Linked DNA regions of Homo sapiens: region 2 is linked to region 1. Evidence: chromatin contacts called from ENCODE Hi-C or POLR2A ChIA-PET data. All regions are on one chromosome and are shown on one strand. Each heading gives the region's core, a stretch centred on a gene start or an enhancer-like site at or near the end of the contact. The rest is flanking DNA. Distances are from core to core; before and after follow the strand shown.

Region 1 (4,820 bases), core at 726-3,225:
CCCTCGACCTCCCCAAGACCTGGCAAAGCTCAGCCCCTGAGAAGGCCCTCTCTGTTGGCCCAGTGCATCTCTCCAGGTGTGGTGGAGACACAATTCGCCTTCAAACTCCACGACAAGGACCCTGAGAAGGCAGCTGCCACCTATGAGCAAATGAAGGTGGGGCCTCCCTCTGAGCCTGGTGAAGCCACTGACTCCCTAAATGAAGGCAGAGGGAAGCTCGGCCTTCAGACTCCACTCTTCCAGCCTTTGTGGCTCCTCCTGGAGGGTTGGGGTGGATGTGTGGATGCCACAGAGAAGCTCAGTGGTGGGAGGGAATTTGAGTCCATTCTGTCCTTGTCTCAACCCATTCCCCTGGTGCTCTCAGTGTCTCAAACCCGAGGATGTGGCCGAGGCTGTTATCTACGTCCTCAGCACCCCCGCACACATCCAGGTGAGTCTGGCCCTGACTGTCTACTCACTGGAGGAACCCAACCAGCCCCAGAGGAGGGGAGCAGGGAGCCCTGCAGGGCCAGGGGAGAGTGTCACAGCTGCCTCATGCCTTGTACCTTCCACAGATTGGAGACATCCAGATGAGGCCCACGGAGCAGGTGACCTAGTGACTGTGGGAGCTCCTCCTTCCCTCCCCACCCTTCATGGCTTGCCTCCTGCCTCTGGATTTTAGGTGTTGATTTCTGGATCACGGGATACCACTTCCTGTCCACACCCCGACCAGGGGCTAGAAAATTTGTTTGAGATTTTTATATCATCTTGTCAAATTGCTTCAGTTGTAAATGTGAAAAATGGGCTGGGGAAAGGAGGTGGTGTCCCTAATTGTTTTACTTGTTAACTTGTTCTTGTGCCCCTGGGCACTTGGCCTTTGTCTGCTCTCAGTGTCTTCCCTTTGACATGGGAAAGGAGTTGTGGCCAAAATCCCCATCTTCTTGCACCTCAACGTCTGTGGCTCAGGGCTGGGGTGGCAGAGGGAGGCCTTCACCTTATATCTGTGTTGTTATCCAGGGCTCCAGACTTCCTCCTCTGCCTGCCCCACTGCACCCTCTCCCCCTTATCTATCTCCTTCTCGGCTCCCCAGCCCAGTCTTGGCTTCTTGTCCCCTCCTGGGGTCATCCCTCCACTCTGACTCTGACTATGGCAGCAGAACACCAGGGCCTGGCCCAGTGGATTTCATGGTGATCATTAAAAAAGAAAAATCGCAACCAATCTGCCTTGGCTTCAGGAGTGTCTTTCCATTCTTTCCCCTTCTCTGTGATCAGGGGTGCTTGTGTCTCAGAATTTCTTCCAGGTAGGTCCCAGGTGGGTGGATTGGGGGCCTCACTCATGGGAGTATGGATTACCTTAGGTAGCAGGAATGGGTTTGTTTGGGCCTTGAAAACATGTAGGAGTTTGACAAAGCGAAGACAGGTGTGCAAGGCTGAGAGGTCTGGAAGAGCATGCAGTGCTGTGCGAACAGCTCAGAACTTAAGCACAGGAGCAAGGAGCCAGATGGGGCTGAAGAGGCAGCTCCTTCCTGCCTTCCTGGATCGCTGGGGGGCTGAGTGCTGCGCAAGAGTCTCGCCATTACCTGTGGGACGGGGGCGTTAGTGAGCTTGTCAGCAGGAACACGACAGGCTCAGAGTCACTTAGGAAGAGAATCAGCGGCCCGGGATAGGAAGTGACTGTTGGGGTCCTGCTGGCTGGTGATGGGCTAGTGAGAAGTTCTGGGAAAAATCACCAGCGCCGGGATGTGGGGAGGGAGGCAACAAGACTGAATTGGTTGACCAGGAAGGCCAACCCATCTCCTTAAAGGGCCCTTCACTGGTGCGTGGGTGAATGCGGTCCCCGGCCTCCTGGGACCTCGAGGAACACAGGACGCAGCCGGTAGTACGGCCAGCTCAGCTCGCCGCTCCTCTAGCCTTGAGGGAGGCGCTGTGGGGGACAGCCTGGCAGCCACGCATGCGCAAAACACCGTCAGGAAGGGGCCGGGGAGGGGCGGGCTCCCGAACCCGGAAGCGAGGGACCCACGTGGGAGCCTGGGAGCGGGTGGTCGTAGCTCGGTAGTCCAGTTGTGGGTAATCGGGGCTGTTTGTTCCTGTCCGAGAGAGCTCGGCGGAGACGGCTGTCGAGTACCCTTCACCTCGGTGTTGGGAGCCTGGGAGCGAACTGCGGCGCGGGTTACCGCTCCCGGGGACGCAGCAAGGGGCATCGAGTCCCTGGCGGGAGCTGCGCCATGGCATTGCTCTCGACCGTCCGGGGCGCGACCTGGGGTCGCCTCGTCACCCGTCATTTCTCCCATGCAGCGCGGCATGGGGAGCGGCCTGGTGGGGAGGAGCTAAGCCGCTTGCTGCTGGATGACCTGGTGCCGACCTCTCGGCTGGAGCTTCTGTTTGGCATGACCCCGTGTCTCCTGGCTCTGCAGGCCGCCCGCCGCTCTGTGGCCCGGCTCCTGCTCCAGGCGGGTAAAGCTGGGCTGCAGGGGAAGCGGGCCGAGCTGCTCCGGATGGCCGAGGCGCGGGACATTCCAGTTCTGCGGCCCAGACGGCAGAAACTGGACACAATGTGCCGCTACCAGGTCCACCAGGGTGTCTGCATGGAGGTGAGCCCGCTGCGGCCCCGGCCTTGGAGAGAGGCCGGGGAGGCGAGCCCAGGCGACGACCCCCAGCAGTTGTGGCTCGTCCTCGATGGGATCCAGGATCCCCGGAATTTTGGGGCTGTGCTGCGTTCCGCACACTTCCTCGGAGTGGATAAGGTCATCACCAGCCGGAGAAACAGGCACGGACGTCCCTCATTCTCTATGTGCCCCAACTTGGAGACGCAGCCGAGTTCCTAAGCACCTTGGCCCTTGGGTGATCCCTTAGCCAGACTTACCTGTCCCAGAACTCTCATCCCCCTAGCCCTTGGGAGCCCTGGGAGGGTAGGGAGCCGGGCTTGAGATGGCCCAGCCTAATGCGGGGAACGGGGAAACCTTGCAGCTGCCCGCTCACTCCAGTAGTCAGCAAGTCCAGCGCGGGGGCTATGGAGGTGATGGACGTGTTCTCCACTGATGACCTCACCGGATTTTTACAGGTAATGAGGGGCAAGAGGGGAAGGAACAGATGTGAGCCCAGCTCAGCCTCTTCAAGGGGACGAAGCTAGCCCCTGGCGAGGGAGAGAAAGGGGCATGTTGGCACCGCTTCCTTTGGCCTTCTAAATCCCTCTGGGGATGGAAGGGTCCTGGAGTTTTTAAAACGGCAAATGGAGCATTAGCTGAATTCTTCCTAGCGTTATACCCTTTCCTGCACCCCTTCCCCAGGTATGCACCACTTTGCCTCTTCTGTAAGTCAGCCTCAGTGTCTATTTGCCTACTAGGTCGGGCTTCAGTAAATGCATTTTGTTCAGCTGTGGGGAGCTGCGTACAGGAGACCTGAGTTCCTCGAATAGGGCACAGCTTGAAAGGATGTTTGAACAAGAAGATCTTTATGCCATTAGTATCTAGCAAGAGACAAACCTTGGAAACCCCTCTCCCATCCGTTTGTCTTCAGCTGTGCTTCCCTTGCTGGACACAAGGAGGCAGTATTGCTCTGCATATGGAATCCCCTCTGACCATACCCCCCCCAACCCCCACCCCAACTGCAGGGTGAGAAATTTCCCTCTTAAGAAGGGGGAGAGCTCTGGGACCTGTCTAGAACAACGCTGTCCAATAAAAATATGGTGTGAGAAACATAGGTAGTTTTAGCTTTTCTAGTAGCCACATTGAAAAGTAAAGAGATGACATTTTAAATAAATTGTGTCCAGTATATCCAAAATAATATCAATTTAACATGTAATCATTTTAATTATTATTAATATTATTAATTTTTTGAGAGAGTTTCATTCTTATTGCCCAAGCTGGAGTGCAGTGGTGCAATATTGGCTCACTGCAACCTCTGCCTCCTGGGTTCAAGTGATTCTCCTGCTTCAGCCTTCCAAGTAACTGGGATTATAGGCACACACCATGCCCAGCTAATTTTTTTTTTTTGTATTTAGATGGGGTTTCACTATGTTGGTCCGGCTGTTCTTGAACTCGTGACCTTAAGCGATCCACTCGCCTCGGCCTCCCAAAGTGCTGGGATTATAGGCATGAGCCACCGCACCTGGCCTTTAAAAAATATTATTAATGAAATATTTTACATTCCTTTAAAAAATGTTTTACATACAACACACCTCGATTTGAATTAGCCACCTTTCAATTGCTTAATAGCCACATGTAGCTAGTGGCTACTATATTGAACAGCACATATCTAGAAGCATTTTTTGGCTTCACTTTTTTGTAGAGAGCCCCTTTCTCCAAGCCTGATAGGAGATGAGGTTCCCACTCATCACTTCCAGCCCCTGAACAGGTAGCTTCTGAAAACACAGAAACACTGCAGAACATCCACTTAAGCTCCAGGCATCACATCTCCCTACTGTCATCAGCATCTGACCTGGAGAGTGTCATCCGCCTGTTGCTGTGGAAGAGCTGGAGGTGCCCCAAGCAGGGGCCTGTGCTGGGGCCCCATCCCTTCCTGCGTACTCAGAGACACTGCTGTAGCAATTTTCCTCCTCTTCCTGCAGCATCCACTTTTCTCTTACACTCTCTTCAGCATGCAAGCAAACATTCCCCTCTCACGCTCTTGATCTCACACCAGTCAGCTCTTCCTCTCACACTGAATCAAAGGCTTCATCAAGGTCACCAGTGGCCTCCATGTTGCTGCATTCCAGGGTCTGTTCTCAATTCTTTTCTGACTTGACCCATCTGCAGCAGCTGGCACAGTTGACCACTCCTTCCTCCTTGAAACACTATACCTGCTTTCCTTCTGCTTCACCATGTCCTCTCTGAGAGACATTTT
Region 2 (4,820 bases), core at 1,177-3,676, 320 kb after region 1:
CTCTTCCTGCTCCTCCCCTCCCCTTCTTAACTCCTCCTTTCCCTCCTCTTCCCCTCCTCTGCCCTCCTCTCATTCCTGTCTCTTCCCTCCCTGGACTGAGCTGTCTCTAGGCCTCTGGCGGCAACCAGCACATACTGGCCTCTGACTGGACAAGCTCAGCTCAGGACAATCAGCCCAGCATTTGCAGATGTGAAAGCCCCCGAGGAGGGCAGAAGTGTGAAGGTGGATAGGGTGCCCAGCCTTCATCTGCCCTCTCAAGTGTGTGACCTTGTGTTCACCCCCAGTGACAGAGCTCACAGCAGTGTTTGCAGGGCCAGTCGCTTTGAGACTGCCTGCCCTGGGGCAGGGAGCAAATTTCAAGCTGCCTTCCTTCCTGTGCACCCCCATCTCAAAAAGGACCCAGAAGCAGGTTCCTTTCCAGCTAGCCCCTGACCTGCCACTCCATGAGGAGCACCCCCAGCCCCGCCACTTCTTCCTGGCCTCAGAGCTATTGTGTGGGGGTCACACATCTGCTCCCAGGTGGGCTCTGCTCCCGGGTTCCTGGCTGGATTCAGAAACTCATGCCCACCAGTGAGGGGGCCACACATGGGCCACCAGCCTATGGGTGGGTCCAGATAACACATCTCCACTGCAAGTCATGTGTTCTGTCTGCAGAGCTATTCGAGTGCCATGGGATCTTAATAAGGGCTTTGTGGACTCAATGCTGCAGCTCGTGATGGGGTGTGGGTAGCACACTTTTAGCAGATCCCAGAGAAGGAAGATGTATGGTCCCTTGCCGTACCACCCCAAGCCTGAACCCAAAGCCCCAAGTCCCTAGCTCTGAACAGATTTCACCATAAATCCCAGGAGGGGACGGGCAGAGGGAAAGGGAGCAGAGAAAAGAGATTTACAGCGAACTTGCTTCCTGACACCTCTTTGGCCCGTCCCATAAAATAACAATATCATCAGATAAATCATACAGAGTCTCAGGGGACCTTCCCCTTGTCTTTGTGGGGTCTTTGAGGGGAGATGAGGAGACATGGTCAGGTCCACCCAGCTGCGTTCTCCCTGGCAATATCAGTTCCAGCTGCCATGAGGACGTCTCAGATTTAATCCCTGGGCTATGTATGGGGTGGTGGGGTAGGAATGAGGTAGGGAAGAAGAGTGTTGGCTATGGACACCCAAGAGACAGCATGGCATAAGAGATTCAGCATGAGCTTTGAGCAAATCCCGGCTCAAATTCCTAGCTGTGTGACCTCAGACAAGTTACTCAACCTCTCTGGGCCTTGGTTTATTTCTCTGTAAATGCAGGACATGGAATATCTACATGACAGGATATGTATGAGGAGTTATTGAGAATAATGTATGCCAAAGCTGGTGTATCGTAGGTACTTAAAATACGGGAACTACCGTAGCCACAAATGTTTTCTCTCATCTAGGATATAAAATGCTGTGGCCGTGTTCCCAGCAGAGGGAATCAAATGCTGAGCCCTCTGCAGAGACACCACACTCCCTTGTCCTCTCTGGCTATTGTCTCAGCCTTGGTCTTTGAGCTTAGAAAGGCAGAGCTCCCCATTAACTCACAATGTGACTGTAAACAAGTTTCTTCCCCTCTCCAGGCCTGTTTCGCATCTATAAAATGAGGAGGTGGAAAGTACTTGGTCTTTAAGGCCCAGTCCATTGTAAGATAAAATCTCAAATCAGGAGAAATTTCTAACTGTAACCAAAGGGAGCAGGCAGGACCCAGACGCTGCAGGCGGTGAAGCCAGCTGAAACTGGCATGGTCATGCAGCCTGGGGCGGACGCTGTTGCCATCCTAGGAAGAGAGTGTAGGGCTCCATCCAACCGGTCCCACAACTCTGACCACCCCAAGTGAGAGATTCCTCTGTCTGCAGCCTGCATGGCCGTGGACACAGTCTGCGGCATTGCACCAAGGGACCTTCGTCCAGGGGGAGGGCTGTGTTTCCAGAGCTGGGAGCTGGGTGGGTGAGGCTCCATCCAGGCTCATGCTTCGTACCTGGAGCAACCTCGTACTTCCCTTCCTGCCTGTGCGGTCTCCTCCTCCCGCCAGTCCTCCCCAACCCTGTTTTTTCCCCTCCCTTCAGCATCTTCAGCTATTAAGGATGATAGCTTGGGCTTGGGCTCCAGCCTTCCAGCCTCTGCCCTCTCTCTCTCTCCCTCCTTCCTTCTTTCCTTTCTCCTCTTGCTTTTCCATCTTCTCCTTGTACTTCATTTCCTCCTCTCTTTCCTTCCTTCTCCAGTTCCTCCCTTTTCCTCCTTCACTGTTTGATTTTTAGCCCTCTGATTTTTTCTTCCTCTTCTCCACTCTTTATTTCTTTTCATCCTCCTCCCGGTCCTTTTTTCTGCTTTGTCACCTCCTTCGTTTTCTTCTCTCTCTGGCTGACTCAGGGGACCGGAGGTGGGCCTATCTGGAGTGAGTGAGTAAGTGTGTTGGGAGGTGAGGGTGGAGGGCTGGAGGGGGGCAGTGATCTGGCCTGAGCCCCTCCAGTATTGCTCCAGCCCCAGCCGCAGGAGGATCAGGAGTTCACCCGCAGGGCAGCTGTCAGCGGCTCAGTGGATGGATGAGTGAAAGTGTAGGGGGTGGGGAGGTGAAGTTGCTGGAGAGGGGGCCCTTTTTAAATAAAAATGAAAGGAGCTTGGCGGATGAAGTGACAGGGACTGTTTCATAATAAGCCCCACCCAAGGCACCTCTGCCAGGGGACCCAGCCCTGCTGCCCACCTCCCTCCAATCCTGTGCCCTGTCTCCATCCCCAAAGTTTCTTTCAGCACAGAGCCTGTTTGTTTCTCTGATCTTCTGGGCAGGCCAGAGAGCAGGCAATCCCCCACACTCAACTCCCCAGAACCACTCCCCGCCCAGCCTTCCCCATCTCCCACTGTGGGGCGGCTGGGATTGGAACCCTGGGCAACCTGCTCACAGAGTGATGTCTGGGCAGATTAGCACCCCAAAGCTGGCAGGCCTATTAGGAGGCCTTTGTGGGGGAGGAGACCAGGGGAGGCGAAAGGGATTTTCCATTCTCTGAGCAACTGGATTACACAGTCAGGGGATCAGGGAAGAACTGCTACTTAAGCTGCCTCTGCCCTGGCTCTCCGCCTCTCACGGGCTCAGCAGGGATCTTACCAAGCCCTGCCTTGCCTGCTTTTTGAAGAATCTTTATGTAACTTGAGTTAGGTTTAGGGGCAAAACCAAGTCTCATCTCCTGCCCAGCCCTGAGCTATTACACCAAACAGGAGCTCAAGAGGGCTCCGCTTGCCACCACTTCCGCCAAGCCTCACCTTCCACAGAGCCCCCAGGTCTGGAGGTGGATCTGGAAGGTGTGACTCAGAATGGTGAAGTGACTTGCTCTGAGTCACACCATGAGTGAAAGGCAACCAGGATAGCTACCTGACTGTGGACTGGATTTATGGGAGAATGTTCTCTGAAGAGTGAGCCAGGTCTGTGCCAGGGACTGGAAGGGGCCCAAGGCTCTGCTGTTCCCCCTACAAGAAGGAAGTTTGCAGTCTGGGCACGGTGGCTCACACCTGTAATCCGAGCACTTTGAGAGTCTAAGGCAGGAGGATTGATTGACCCCAGGAGTTCAAGACCAGCCTGGGTAACATAGGGAGACATCTCTATAAAAAATTTAAAAATTAGCCAGGTGTGGTGGCATGTTCCTGTGGTCCCAGCTACCTGGGAGGCTGAGGTGGGAGGATAGGTTGGGCCCATGAGTTGGAGCCATGATAATGCCACTGCACTCTAGCCTGGGTGACAGAGCAAGACCTTGTCTCAAAAAAATAAAAAAGAAGGAAGTTTGTTCCTGAGTTTTTTGTCAGCCCAATATATGCTTTAGAGGGAGGGGAACCCTACTCCCATTTGTTCTCTCAGGCTGCAGAAGACCAGACCACAGTGGATGGTGAAGAAGAGGAGAGATGTGGAGAAGATTAGGTTGAAAGAGTCCCAAGTCTTAAAGCCTACTCCCAGCCTTATCACTAACTTGCTGTGTGACCTTGGACAAACCACCTCTCCTCTCTGAGCTTCAGTTTTCTTATCTGCAAAATGGAGATGAAAACTTCTCTTTCAAGCATTGTCTTGAAGGGTGAATAAGACAAGGTACTAGAAGAGCATCAGGCACAGCCCCTGGCACATACAGCTGCTCCCTCAATAATAGTGGAAGCAAAGTCTTTTCCCCAGGAGCTGCTGGAAGCAGAATCTTCCACCCAGGAGCTGTGCCCACTCCCTAGGATAGCAGGCTCTGCTACACAGCCAAGCAACTGGTTCTTCCCACCAGGAGGGCAAATCCATCAGATTCAGCAAGATTGGCCTCCCCAGCCTGGCATAAGGTTACTGGGGGGTCATGACCCCATACCTTAGGTCCACTTTCTAGAAACAGTCCGCACACAAGAGGACCAAAGACCCCCACCCTAGCCCTGTGTGGCCCCTGAAGGCCTTTTGCTGACAAAGTGGTCATCTCTGACCTTCCTGATGGCCTATGCTCCTTCCAACCAGAAAATGTCTGTGATCCTGTGACCCCTAGAAGCCCTGCCTTGCTAATGGTTTTATGATCTTCCCTACAGAATTCTCTCTTTGCCTTCTATACCTCTCAGCCCCTTTCAGTAGGTCCTAGTCAAAATAAACAACATTTATGACCAGAGCAAGATTCAAGGTCTGCATTGCAAACAAATGCAGAGCTCTTTGAAGGTGCCTGGGGAATCCATCACTTCCTGGGGTGTGACGTTCCCCAGGCCCAAGGGGAGGTAGGCCCTGGGAAGGGACTCAAGCCTGAGAAGCTGGGCCCTGGATCAGAGTTTAGAGTCTGAGGATCCCCTACTGCCTCTCCCTCCTC

The links. A loop is a pair of places that touch in the nucleus more often than their neighbours do. ChIA-PET counts read pairs that join two places held with the same protein, here RNA polymerase II (POLR2A). Pooled maps may share reads with other maps.
Region 2: POLR2A ChIA-PET joins it to region 1 with 13 read pairs in PC-9. The contact joins the enhancer-like site here to the promoter of MRM1 in region 1. A Hi-C loop is called at or near these places in 1 of 50 pooled maps. POLR2A ChIA-PET finds 5 or more read pairs at or near these places in 3 of 52 experiments (OCI-LY7, PC-9 and activated T-cell).

The regions. Positions count from the first base shown.
Region 1 is chr17:36,599,608-36,604,427 of GRCh38, forward strand. It overlaps MRM1 (mitochondrial rRNA methyltransferase 1), which reads left to right and starts at 1,976. Exons shown (of 5, transcript NM_024864.5): 1 at 1,976-2,745; 2 at 2,946-3,039. The coding sequence starts at 2,204. It overlaps DHRS11 (dehydrogenase/reductase 11), which reads left to right. Exons shown (of 7, transcript NM_024308.4): 5 at 64-156; 6 at 365-430; 7 at 555-1,197. The coding sequence ends at 596.
Region 2 is chr17:36,918,390-36,923,209 of GRCh38, forward strand. The region is part of intron 1 of LHX1-DT (LHX1 divergent transcript); the gene reads right to left. Among named protein-coding and RNA genes, the nearest start is that of LHX1-DT, 16 kb to the right of the region's middle. RefSeq lists enhancers at 1-272, 273-790, 2,571-3,767. Within about 2 kb of position 2,427, at least 5 of the 41 ENCODE cell types and tissues checked have a DNase peak (open chromatin) inside an H3K27ac peak, as active enhancers do; they include PC-9, where a contact is called at or near this core.